4 separate regions of the Mus musculus genome follow, and all the other regions are linked to region 1. Evidence: chromatin loops called from intact Hi-C (ENCODE). Cell type or tissue: left cerebral cortex. All regions are shown on one strand.

What was found. Hi-C counts contacts between places; a loop is a spot of excess contacts. Peaks named below come from ENCODE experiments on the same cell type or tissue, not always from the same donor. Only the 100,000 strongest peaks of a DNase experiment are listed, where the experiment ranks them.
Region 2: it touches region 1 in a loop (3-fold over the local background); 6 of 42 quality-filtered maps call a loop at or near these places.
Region 3: a loop joins it to region 1, with 2.0 times the contacts of the local background. A loop is called at or near these places in 5 of 42 quality-filtered maps.
Region 4: a loop joins it to region 1, with 2.5 times the contacts of the local background. A loop is called at or near these places in 11 of 42 quality-filtered maps.

Annotation. Positions count from the first base shown.
Region 1 is chr1:36,063,637-36,066,136 of GRCm38, forward strand. It overlaps Gm39624 (a long non-coding RNA gene), which reads right to left. Exons shown (of 3, transcript XR_865341.2): 1 at 2,000-2,500. Among named protein-coding and RNA genes, the nearest start is that of Gm39624, 1.4 kb to the right of the region's middle. In left cerebral cortex, a CTCF peak has its summit at 1,444; a DNase peak (open chromatin) is centred at 1,441; H3K4me3 peaks cover 937 bases; H3K27ac peaks cover 1,159 bases.
Region 2 is chr1:34,890,671-34,893,170 of GRCm38, forward strand. It overlaps the pseudogene Gm19430. Among named protein-coding and RNA genes, the nearest start is that of Plekhb2, 42 kb to the left of the region's middle. In left cerebral cortex, a CTCF peak has its summit at 1,084; DNase peaks (open chromatin) are centred at 1,097 and 1,488.
Region 3 is chr1:35,739,630-35,742,129 of GRCm38, forward strand. No RefSeq gene overlaps it. Among named protein-coding and RNA genes, the nearest start is that of Gm25634, 21 kb to the right of the region's middle. In left cerebral cortex, no CTCF peak of the experiment used is centred here; a DNase peak (open chromatin) is centred at 1,065.
Region 4 is chr1:36,251,533-36,254,032 of GRCm38, forward strand. No RefSeq gene overlaps it. Among named protein-coding and RNA genes, the nearest start is that of Gm39625, 8.5 kb to the left of the region's middle. In left cerebral cortex, a CTCF peak has its summit at 1,501 (motif pointing left); a DNase peak (open chromatin) is centred at 1,483.

The DNA.
Region 1 (2,500 bases):
CTTCCATGACTCCCCCTACCCCAGCTGGGTCAGGGCTCCTTCTGGAAAAAGAAAAGCCATGGCAGGAAGCTGGTAGGAGGCCTCCCACTCTCTCTCTCTTTCTCTCTCTCTCTCTCTCTCTCTCTCTCTCTCTCTCTCTCTCTCTCTGGAGGCAGGTCCTGGCAGATGTTCCAAGCAGAAAGGACCAGCCAGGGGTCTAGGGCCATGGCTTAGCAGATAAAGCACTGCTGTACAAATATGAGGGCCAGAGTTTGGATCCCCTGAGTCCAAATAAAAACCAGGCGGGTGTGGTGGACTGCCTGTAATCACGGTCCTGGGATGCAGATAAAGGAGATGCCCAGAACCAGGGATTGTTAGCCGGGTTAGCAAAAGTCCAGGAACAGCAGAGACTCAGTAAATAAAACAGACATCAAGGAAGATACACAAGTTGTCATCCCCTGACCTTCACATACAAACATATGCATGCTCACTTACACACATATGTGGATAATACACACACACATACAACACTCACACATACATGCAAGCGAATGCACCCATGCACAGACAGGCAAAACCCTTCTGGGTAACAGTATGTCTGCCCATGTTCCATCAAGCTATAGGAATCTGCCTTGCCCAGCCTGCCACTGTGGGACCACCAGGTAAGTCTCAGAGATGTGCCCTGGGAAGGGCAAGAGAAAGAGGGGCCTGAAATGAAGTGGCCACGGCTGGAAACAGAGCCAGTCAGGAAGGACTGTAGTCCTCTTACACAGCAGGCAGTCTCTGGGCAGGGAAGATGAGCGACTTCTTGGGGGTGGCCTCCAGCATGGAGGAGACTCTTGAGACTCTCCGGTAAAGGAAGGGACAGTCCCAGGAGCTCTGGTGGCCACAATTAGGTCTGAGTTCTTCAATCCCTTGGTAGTGGAGTCTTTTTAGAGAACAACTAAATCGCCTATGTTCTCCTTGGCAGGCCTTTGCAGGAGGGTATTACAAAGTTCTGGAGTAGGGGGTCCACCTGGCCACAGCACAATTCTGTCACGGGAGGGAAGGGAATAGGAGAAAAGGCTGTTTGGTAGAAGGTGCTGGGGACTCCAAGAAAGTACCCTTCAGACAACAGACAGTCCATGGAGCAGACGCGGTCTACGGGAACTGGTGGGCTCAGGTCCACGAGAGTGGCCCAGCTCGGCTCCCCTGGTCCCCACAGTAGCAGCTCTGGACTCAGTCCATTAGCCATGGCTTCACCAAGTCACCTTTAAAAGTTTGTCCTTAAGCAAAACCTCTCTCTGCTCCCTGCCTGCAGCCCCAGGGGAGGCTCTAAAGGCAACGTGACTGCCCCTCCACTCCTTCAGAAACAATGGGCAGACAGCCGAAGGAGAACCAGCGAAGCAAGTGTGGAAAATCCCCCAATTTTACAATGTCAACTGCTGAATGAGGGAGAAGCCGGTGTCTGTGCCCCCGCGTGTCCGCCCGCGGGACTGCACGCCGGGGATAAGGGGGAGGAGGGAGGAATTGATCTCTTGGTTCTCAGACTATAAGGACACATGATGGGTAGGGAATTATGTTCGCTGGCTTAATCTTTTCTCCAAACAGAAGTATGGTAACACGTTTTCATTCACATCCTACCACTAGCCATCCTTTTCTTTTTCCTCCGTATTAGCTCAGAGCTCTGAAGTATGCAGTCTGAGGACAAAAGTAGGAACAAAGTAGATGCAAACCCCGAGGCTGGGTACTCCCTCCAGCAAACATTTATAGGGGTTTCTCCTTTTCATGTGCATTCCTAGGACTATGGAGGGAGCCTTGGCTACCAGGGAGAGAAAAGGAACAACAAATAGAACCCGCACGAGTCCCGGTGACAGACAAGCCTCATCGACCTCACGGGCAATCCACAGCAAACCCTTGGTGTCACATTTCTGCCAGTTTTTCAGGGGAAAGAGCCTGGTGAAGACTGGCTAGTCGGGCTACAAAGCCTCACTCCTTGACCTAAGACGGGGGATTTGACTTCCGGGTAGTTCCCACTCACCAATTGCCTCCTCCGGAGTATCAAGTTGCACCTGCTGGGCTTCTTATAAATAGGGAGAGTAGGCAAAACCTTCTCTGTGAGAATTTAGGAAAGAGAGGGGCTTCCTGGCTGAGGAGGGGGCTCTTCAACCGTTCTGGCAAGAATGAAGTTTGAGGAAGCAGCTTCTCTTGATGAGATGTCAATCCCTGAGCCAGTGTGCTATGGCTACCTCTGCAGTTTGTCACAGGGACAACCACCCACTGGGTACCTATGCCAGACTCTTCTGCTCTTGTCAGACTTCCGTTTTCCCTTAGGGGCAGCCAAGCATAGGTGGGTCTCTTGGCAGTAAAGCCTAGTGCACTGACCCTCCGCTTTTTCCTCTGGCCCCGGGGGAACAGAGATGAACACAGGCTGGACGCCACACGGCCAGGGAACAGAGTGAGAGAATTTGTCTAGCTCTGGAGAGCTCTAGACCTTCGTTTTCACTTTTGTGGAACGATTGTTTTAGCTCGTTCTTGCAAG
Region 2 (2,500 bases), 1.2 Mb before region 1:
GTTCTTTCTTAGAATGAGGAACAAAATACCCATGGAAGGAGTTGTAGAGACAAAGTTCGGAGCAGAGCCTGAAGGAACGACCATCCAGAGACTGCCCCACCCTGGGATCCACTCCATAAACAACCACCAAATCCAGTCACTAGGCAGATGCCAACAAGAGCCTACTGACAGGAGCCTGATATAGCTGTCTCCTGAGAGACTCTGCCAGTGCCTGGCAAATACAGAAGTGGATGTTCACAGTCATCCATCGGACGCAGCACAAGGTCCCTAATGAAGGAGCCAGAGAAATACCCAGGGAGCTGAAGGGGACTGAAGCCCCATAGGAGGGACATCAATATGAACTAACCAGTACCCCCAGAGCTCCTTGGAACTATATCACCAATCAAAGAAAACACATGGTAGAATTTGTGGCTCTAGCTATATATGTAGCAAAGGATGGCCTAGTCGTTCATCAATGGGAGGAGAGGCCCTTGGTCCTGTGAAGGCTCTATGCCCCAGTGTAGGGGAATGCCAGGACCAGGGATGGGAGTGGGTGGGTTGGGGAGCAGGGGGAGCGGGGAGGGGATAGGGGATTTTTGGAGGGGAAACTAGCAAAGAGGATAACATTTGAAATGTAAATAAAGAAAATACCTAATAAAAAATAAAAAGAAGGTGCCACCATTCACCTGTGAAAGCTACAGTGGAATCTGCTGGAAGGCCCACAGTGGGGCAGGCGTACTTTCTGGGGAACTGAATTCAATTCTCCGTTGCTTTTCTAGACCGGGGCAAGCAGCTTGGGCCTCTCACCTCAGTTTCCTCCTCTATGTGAACTAATCTCACCTCCCAGGCATCCTGCAGGCATACAGATTTTTCTCCTCTAGCCTCTCCATTGCCCTTGTTGGCCCGCGGTTCCCAGGGATGCCAGCCCCATAGCCCTGAAATCCCTGAGAACCCATTGGATTTGAATCCAAGCCAGCCCTCCGCACAGTTCCATTGCAAGTTAAGTTGGAGAAACTGGTTTCGGGAAGGCTTCTCTCTCCTGTAGCATAGAATTTTCTGCATTTACTGTTCTTCCAGTCAGCTGCTGCTACTGGGAGCCGCCACTGGGTGTCAGGGTGGCCCCAGGAAAAGTCTCTTCTTGTCACCCAGCCTCAGCTAAACCTGATAAGTGGCGAGGGCTGAGCTGGAGGCTTAGCACACAAGGAGAGGCATAAAGGGTGAGCACCTCCCTGCATTCGTGCTCCTTACCTGAATTGTGCACCCCTCCCCACCCTCAAAAAACAGCCTGTCTATTGCGGACGTTTTAGGTATCTGGTGGATGAGGTGTTCAGCAAAAGGAGGGCATGCGAAGTCCTAAGACTCAGGGTCTCTTCTCGCCATTTTCTGTCACACCGGTGTTGAGGCAGACCCTAAGATGGGTGGACAGTGAGGTTTTTTTTACTGCCAGTCTGAGGTTGGCCTGTGCCAGTTTGCGAATGGCCTAGATCTGGTTGTTTTCATTGCTATGTGCTATGTAGGACATAGAGGCTGTCAGGGAACGTGGTCACTAGCCGGAGGAGGCAGCGGCTTGTTCAGTGGAGTACAGAGATAAGAAGAGTTTTAGAGAAAGAAGAAACAAGCTCTCTCTGTTCCCCACTGGGTATCCTCCCCAGTTCCAGAAGCACCTTTTATGAAGTACATGACCACAGCATCTGGCGGGGTGGGGGATAGCAGGGAGAGGTGAAGGCTAATGTAATGCTTAATCCAAGGCAACCGCTCAGAGAAGTTTACAGCCGAGAAGACAAGTCCAGTGTGAACCTGCGTCCGCAGAGAATACATGCTTCACAGAGTACATGTCCTACAAAATATGTGCCTGTTAGAGAGTATGAATCCCCTGGTGGGCTTATCTATCCTCCCTGCCCTAGATCTCCTGCTGCCTGCTGCTGACTGCCGGCATCTAAGCATTCTTTCACTTCTACCTAAACTATCAATCTTGTCACCGGTGCGGATGCCTGAGATGTGCAGCTATCATGGCAGGCTTTGCCCTTTGTACTGGAAGGTCTCCTATGGGAGCTTGGACAGCTGCATCTCAGGGCTCTGGCTAGATGTGGCCATGCAGAAACCAGGCTGACCTTTCTAGGCACACCCCTTCCACATCCAGGCACACCCCTTCCACATCCATGTAGGCTGCCTACATGGACTTGAGTTTTCTTTCTGCTTGCTGGCCAGATGGGGTCTGCAGGCACGGTACCTAGGGCACTCAAAGAGTATAAAAGGGCCGATGATCTACTGTAGCCGTGAATGGAAGACCTGAACACCAGTCTTTTGCACTGAACTAGATAGAAGTTGTGACCAGAAGTAAATCAAGGACTTCTTCACTTTATGTCTTAGGATATTCATTTATCAATTTATCCGTCCATCTACCCATGTACCCATCTACCTCACCTCTCATCTGCTGACACCCTCATTTCCTCCCCAGATGTTTTGTAAGCGGCTGCTGTAAGCTAGGCCTGGGTGGGAGCTTGCTCAGCAACAGTGTGTG
Region 3 (2,500 bases), 320 kb before region 1:
AAATTGATCATACAGTAGGATACAAAGAAAGTCTTAACAAATATAGGGAAATTAAAATTACACCCTGCATCTTATCTGACCACCATGGATTAAAGCTGAATATCAATAATAATAGAAACATGCAGAAACAAGCCAAACATGCAGAAGCTTCATGGGCACTGAATGACTCACCACAGAGTGAAAACTGAGTCAAGGTCAAAATCAACAAGGAAACTAAAAACGTTTTAGAAACAAATGCAAATGAAACATTCCATATCAAAACTATGGGACACAATGAAGGGCATTCTAAGAGGAAATTTTATAACATTAAGTGTCTGCATCAAAACACTCAGGAGACCCTGCATTAATGATTTAATGATGTCCTGTGTTAATGACTTTATGATGCACTTGAAACCTTTAGATAAAGAAGACACAACAACCACATAGAGCAGATGAGCTAGAGAATCCTGAACTATACAAACTGTGTAGATATTGTAGGTTGGAAAGAGGAAAAAAAAAGAGTAGATGAAAAGAAAACTCAGGGATGAACCTAATAAAATATAAACAAAAAATTAACACAAAGAGCCAATGAAACATAGAATTGGTTCTTTGAAAAAAATTAACAAGATGGACAAGACTCTAGCCATATTAACCTAAAGACAGAAAGGCTACAAGTTTCTAAAACTAGTGTTAAGAAAAAGGATACACTGAGAAAATTCCAAGATCATAAGGACACCATTTATAATATTGTATCAACTATAAAATATGTATCATCTGAAAATATATGTTTTCTATTAGCAAGGGGAATATATTTCAAAGAATTTTGTGGGAATAATTTACATTTATGTCTTAAGAAAATAAATCTTCCAATGGATATACACCAACAGAACAACTTTTAAAAATCTATACTCCACCAAATTGGGAAAGCTAAAATAAATGGATGAGATTCTCAATATATCCAAATTAACTTTGGTAACAAAGTTAAATCAAGATGGAAGCAACAGTTTAAAAGACATATAACTCTTAGTGGGGGAAAAACAGCAGTAACTTTAAACTAAAAAAAGCCCAGGAGCAGATGGATTCAGTGCAGAATTCCACTAGACCTTTGAAGTAGAACTAACCAACACCAGAACTCCTTAAATCAGTCTAGAAAATCCAAACCGAAGAAAAACTCCTAAATTCTTTTGGTGAAGTCACCATAACCTCAGTAGCAAAACCACACAGAGACTCAACAAAAAATAATGAAATTATATATAATATCTCTCATAAGCATAAATACAAAAATTCTGGTGATATTGATGAGGTGGGGAGAGGGGAATACTTATTATTGCTGGTGGAAGTACAAACTTGGACAGCCTCTATGAACAGCAGTGTGGAGGTTCCTCAAAAGGTTGAAAATAGATCAACCACTGTATCATCTTTGGTGGCTTGAGTAAGATGTCCTTCGTAGATCTCAAGCATTTCAATATTTGGTCTCCAGATGGTGCCTACTTGGGTAGGATTAGGAGGTGTGGCCTTGCTGGAGGAAGTATGTCACTGGGGCAGGGTGGCAAGGTAAGGTTTCAAAAGGCTCCTAACACTTTGAGTTAGTATTGCCTTTCTGTTTGTAGGTTGATGTGTATTCAGAGCTGTAGGGATAAAATCCTGTGCACTGTGTGGAAGATTCACCTGTTAATAAAAAGCTGATTGACTAGTGAGCTGAAGCAAGATTAAAAAGAGGGACATCAAGTATAGAGAGAGATAGAAGATTCTAGGAGAGAGATGGGTGCTGGAAGGAGATTCGGCCTAAACACGGAGGAAAACAGTCATGTGAATTGAAGATCATGTAACCAGCCACAGAGCAGAACTTAGAATAGAATAACGAGAGGATTAAGTTATGAGCTAGTTAGGGAATGATCCAAGGCTTTTAGCCTAGGCATTTGTTCATATATAAGAAGTCTCAGAGTCATTATTTCAGGGCACAAAGAGGTGACAAGGCAAAACCTATGGTTACGCATATCTGTGCCTACCTGGCGGCTCTCATGCTATCTGCCGGGATGGTGATGGATTCTTATTCCTCTGGAACTGTAAACCCAAAATAAACCCTTCCTTTTATAGGTTACTTTGGCCATAACATTTTGTCACAATAGAATAGTAACTAAGATACCATCATTGAACATATACTCAAAAGATACCACTTGCCCATCCATGTACATTGCTAGTCTATACATAATGTCCAGAAACTGGAAATAGCTTATATGCCCCCTAACTGACAGATGAATGGAAATGTGGTACAGTTCCATGACAGAATATTATTCAGCTATTAAGAGAAATAAAATTGTGAAATTTGTAGGTAAGTGGGAGCAACTAGAAAGAAGTCATCCCAAGAGAGATAACCCAGATTCAGAAAGATAAATATTGTATGTCTTCTCTTATCTATGGATGCTAGCTTTTAAGCTTTAGCTAGGCATGCTTCATTTCATTTAGAAGATCCACAGAGGTTAGGTATCTCATAAGGGACTAGGCAGGAGGATGGGAAGGA
Region 4 (2,500 bases), 190 kb after region 1:
CCTCCTAATTAGAACATGGATAAGGCCCTGTTAAATAAGCTATGGGAAGGGAGGCTCCGCAGCTGGACCTTGGACACAGCTGGAACTGTCAGCCTCACACCTGGTGCCCGCAGAGATTGCTGTGTCTGCTGGGAAAAGCCACAGCAGGGGGCGTGGTTACTGAATAACAAAGGACCCAGGTCCTCTGAGACACCGAAGTTTGCTATAGCAACTCAGTGATATTAAAATGATGTGTGTTTGGACTTCTGGGTACAGCTAAAGAGCACGGGGCTTGCTTAGCCTCCGTGAAACACCACCCCCCACCCCCACCCCCCCAACCCCCACCCCGCTCCTCTGTACTATGGGTGGCGGTAAAGTGTGGTTTCTCTGGAAAACGGAAGCAGCTGAGGGGGAGCTATGAATTTGATCCAACACAAAATTGTTAACTTGCATGAAACATTATACAAGGGTTTCTTTTGACATTTCTTTCTTTATTTTGTGTATGTGCTTGCCCATGCAACCTGCACATGTGTGGAGGTCAGAGGACCACTCATGGGGCTCAGCTGTCCACCTCCTATGTTGGTCCGCGGGATCTAACTCAGATAGCAGGTTTGGTGGCAAGTGCCTTTACTTCCTAAGCCATTGACTGACTGACCAATTTAGATAGTGCTATGAGGCCAGACCCTGTCATGGAACTAACAAAGCAATTGGAAAAGAAAAGAAAGCAGGCGTGCAAAATATGTTTTTAAATTACTGACTCTGTGACTGGTGAGATGGTTCTAGGGTGGGGCAAAAATACAGATTCAGCAGTCAGAAGTCTATCTGGTTGTGACCATCAACTAGATGAATACTGGCGGTGACGAAGCTTGAGGGGACCAGATGGCCTGCATCCCAGTCTTCCCGGCTAGGAGATGGCTCCATGTGTAAGATGCTTGGCGCACAAGTGTGGAGTCCTGAGCTTGGGTCCCAGCACGCAGTTAAGAGTCAGGCATGTTGTATGCTTGTAACCCCAGCACTAGGGGAAGAGACAAGCATTTCCTGGGGACTTGCTGGCCAGCCAGTCTAACTAAACAGCCCGTTTTAGATTTAGTGAGACAGCCTCAAAAAATAAAATAAAATAAAAAATGAAAGTGGAAAGTGAATGAAGATGACGCCCTGAAGTCCACCTCCAGCCTCTACACATGTATGACCACACCAGTGTGCACATATCCACGTGCAAACCAAATTGATTGATTGATTGATTGATTGATTAAAATGGACAGTCTTACCCAGAGGTGACCAGAGATGATGTATGAAGCTTGTTCTCAAGGACTGCTGGTCACTCGGAGTTTCCATTGATCCCCATGGCTCACAGATTATCATCCTCTGATGAGATACGGCTTCTCCTCCTCCACAATGTGTTACTTTTGTGGGTTACCAAACCATGTCCATTCGTTCACATTTAGACTCTTGTCTGAAGGAACAGATACGATGGCTTCTTGTCTGTGTTCCTAGGGAGCCCCCTAGAGGCCAGAGTGAGTAACTGACACAGGGCTAGTGGAGAACCCAGCACAGGGTTCTTCCCGGCTAAGTAAGCCCTGAGTGGGGTTGTTTGGGGAAGATTTAGTTGTAGTCCTTACCCTGACACCCGAAGGCAATATTTTCTGTTCTCATGAGAGTTTATGATTCCTCCAGGTGTTCAGGTACCTAAAGGAAAGTACTGTGTACACGAGGAAGTCAAAGAACTGACCATCTTTGGTGTGAACAGGCAAGTGGGTGTGCATAGGTGTGCAGTGGCACACGAGAGATTCTGTGTGGCCATCAACAGGGCAAAGTAGATACTAGAAAGGTGAAAAGGTATCTTCTATATTGAGGACTTTGTGTGAGGCTGCAGAATCTGTTCCTGAGCCAGAATTCCAGAATTCACATTCATTCATTCATTCATTCATTCATTCAAACATTCGTTCATTCTCTCTCTCTCTCTCTCTCTCTCTCTCTCTCTCTCTGTGTGTGTGTGTGTGTCTGTCTGTCTGTCTGTCTGTCTGTGTCTGTATGTTTAGAAGCCAGAGGATGTCCACATGTGGAAAACTCAACTAACACTTTTTGAGACAGTGTCTTTATTGTTTTCCACTATGTGGACCAGGCTAGCCAGCTTATTAGTTTCTGTGGATTCTTCCATGCCCACCTCCCATTCTCCCATGGGGCAGTGCACTCCTGCAGCCAGCTTTATGTAGATTCTAGGGAAAGGAACTCAGGTCATCACAGGGAGACAAGTGTTTTACCCGCTGAGCATTTCCCCAGCCTCCACATCCATGACAAACTCTCAGTGGCAGCTGGGACAGAGACACAGCTCCATTCTGACACTGTAGCAGAGTGAAGTTCTTTTAGGGACTTCAGCTCCACTAAAATTGGATCCCCGGAGTCATCACAGGGAAGAACTTCAGGACAAGACAGCATGAAGCAGAGCTAAAGTTTATTAAAAGATGTGTGTGTGTGTGTGTGTGTGTGTGTGTGTGTGTGTGTGTATTCATAGGGAGGGTCT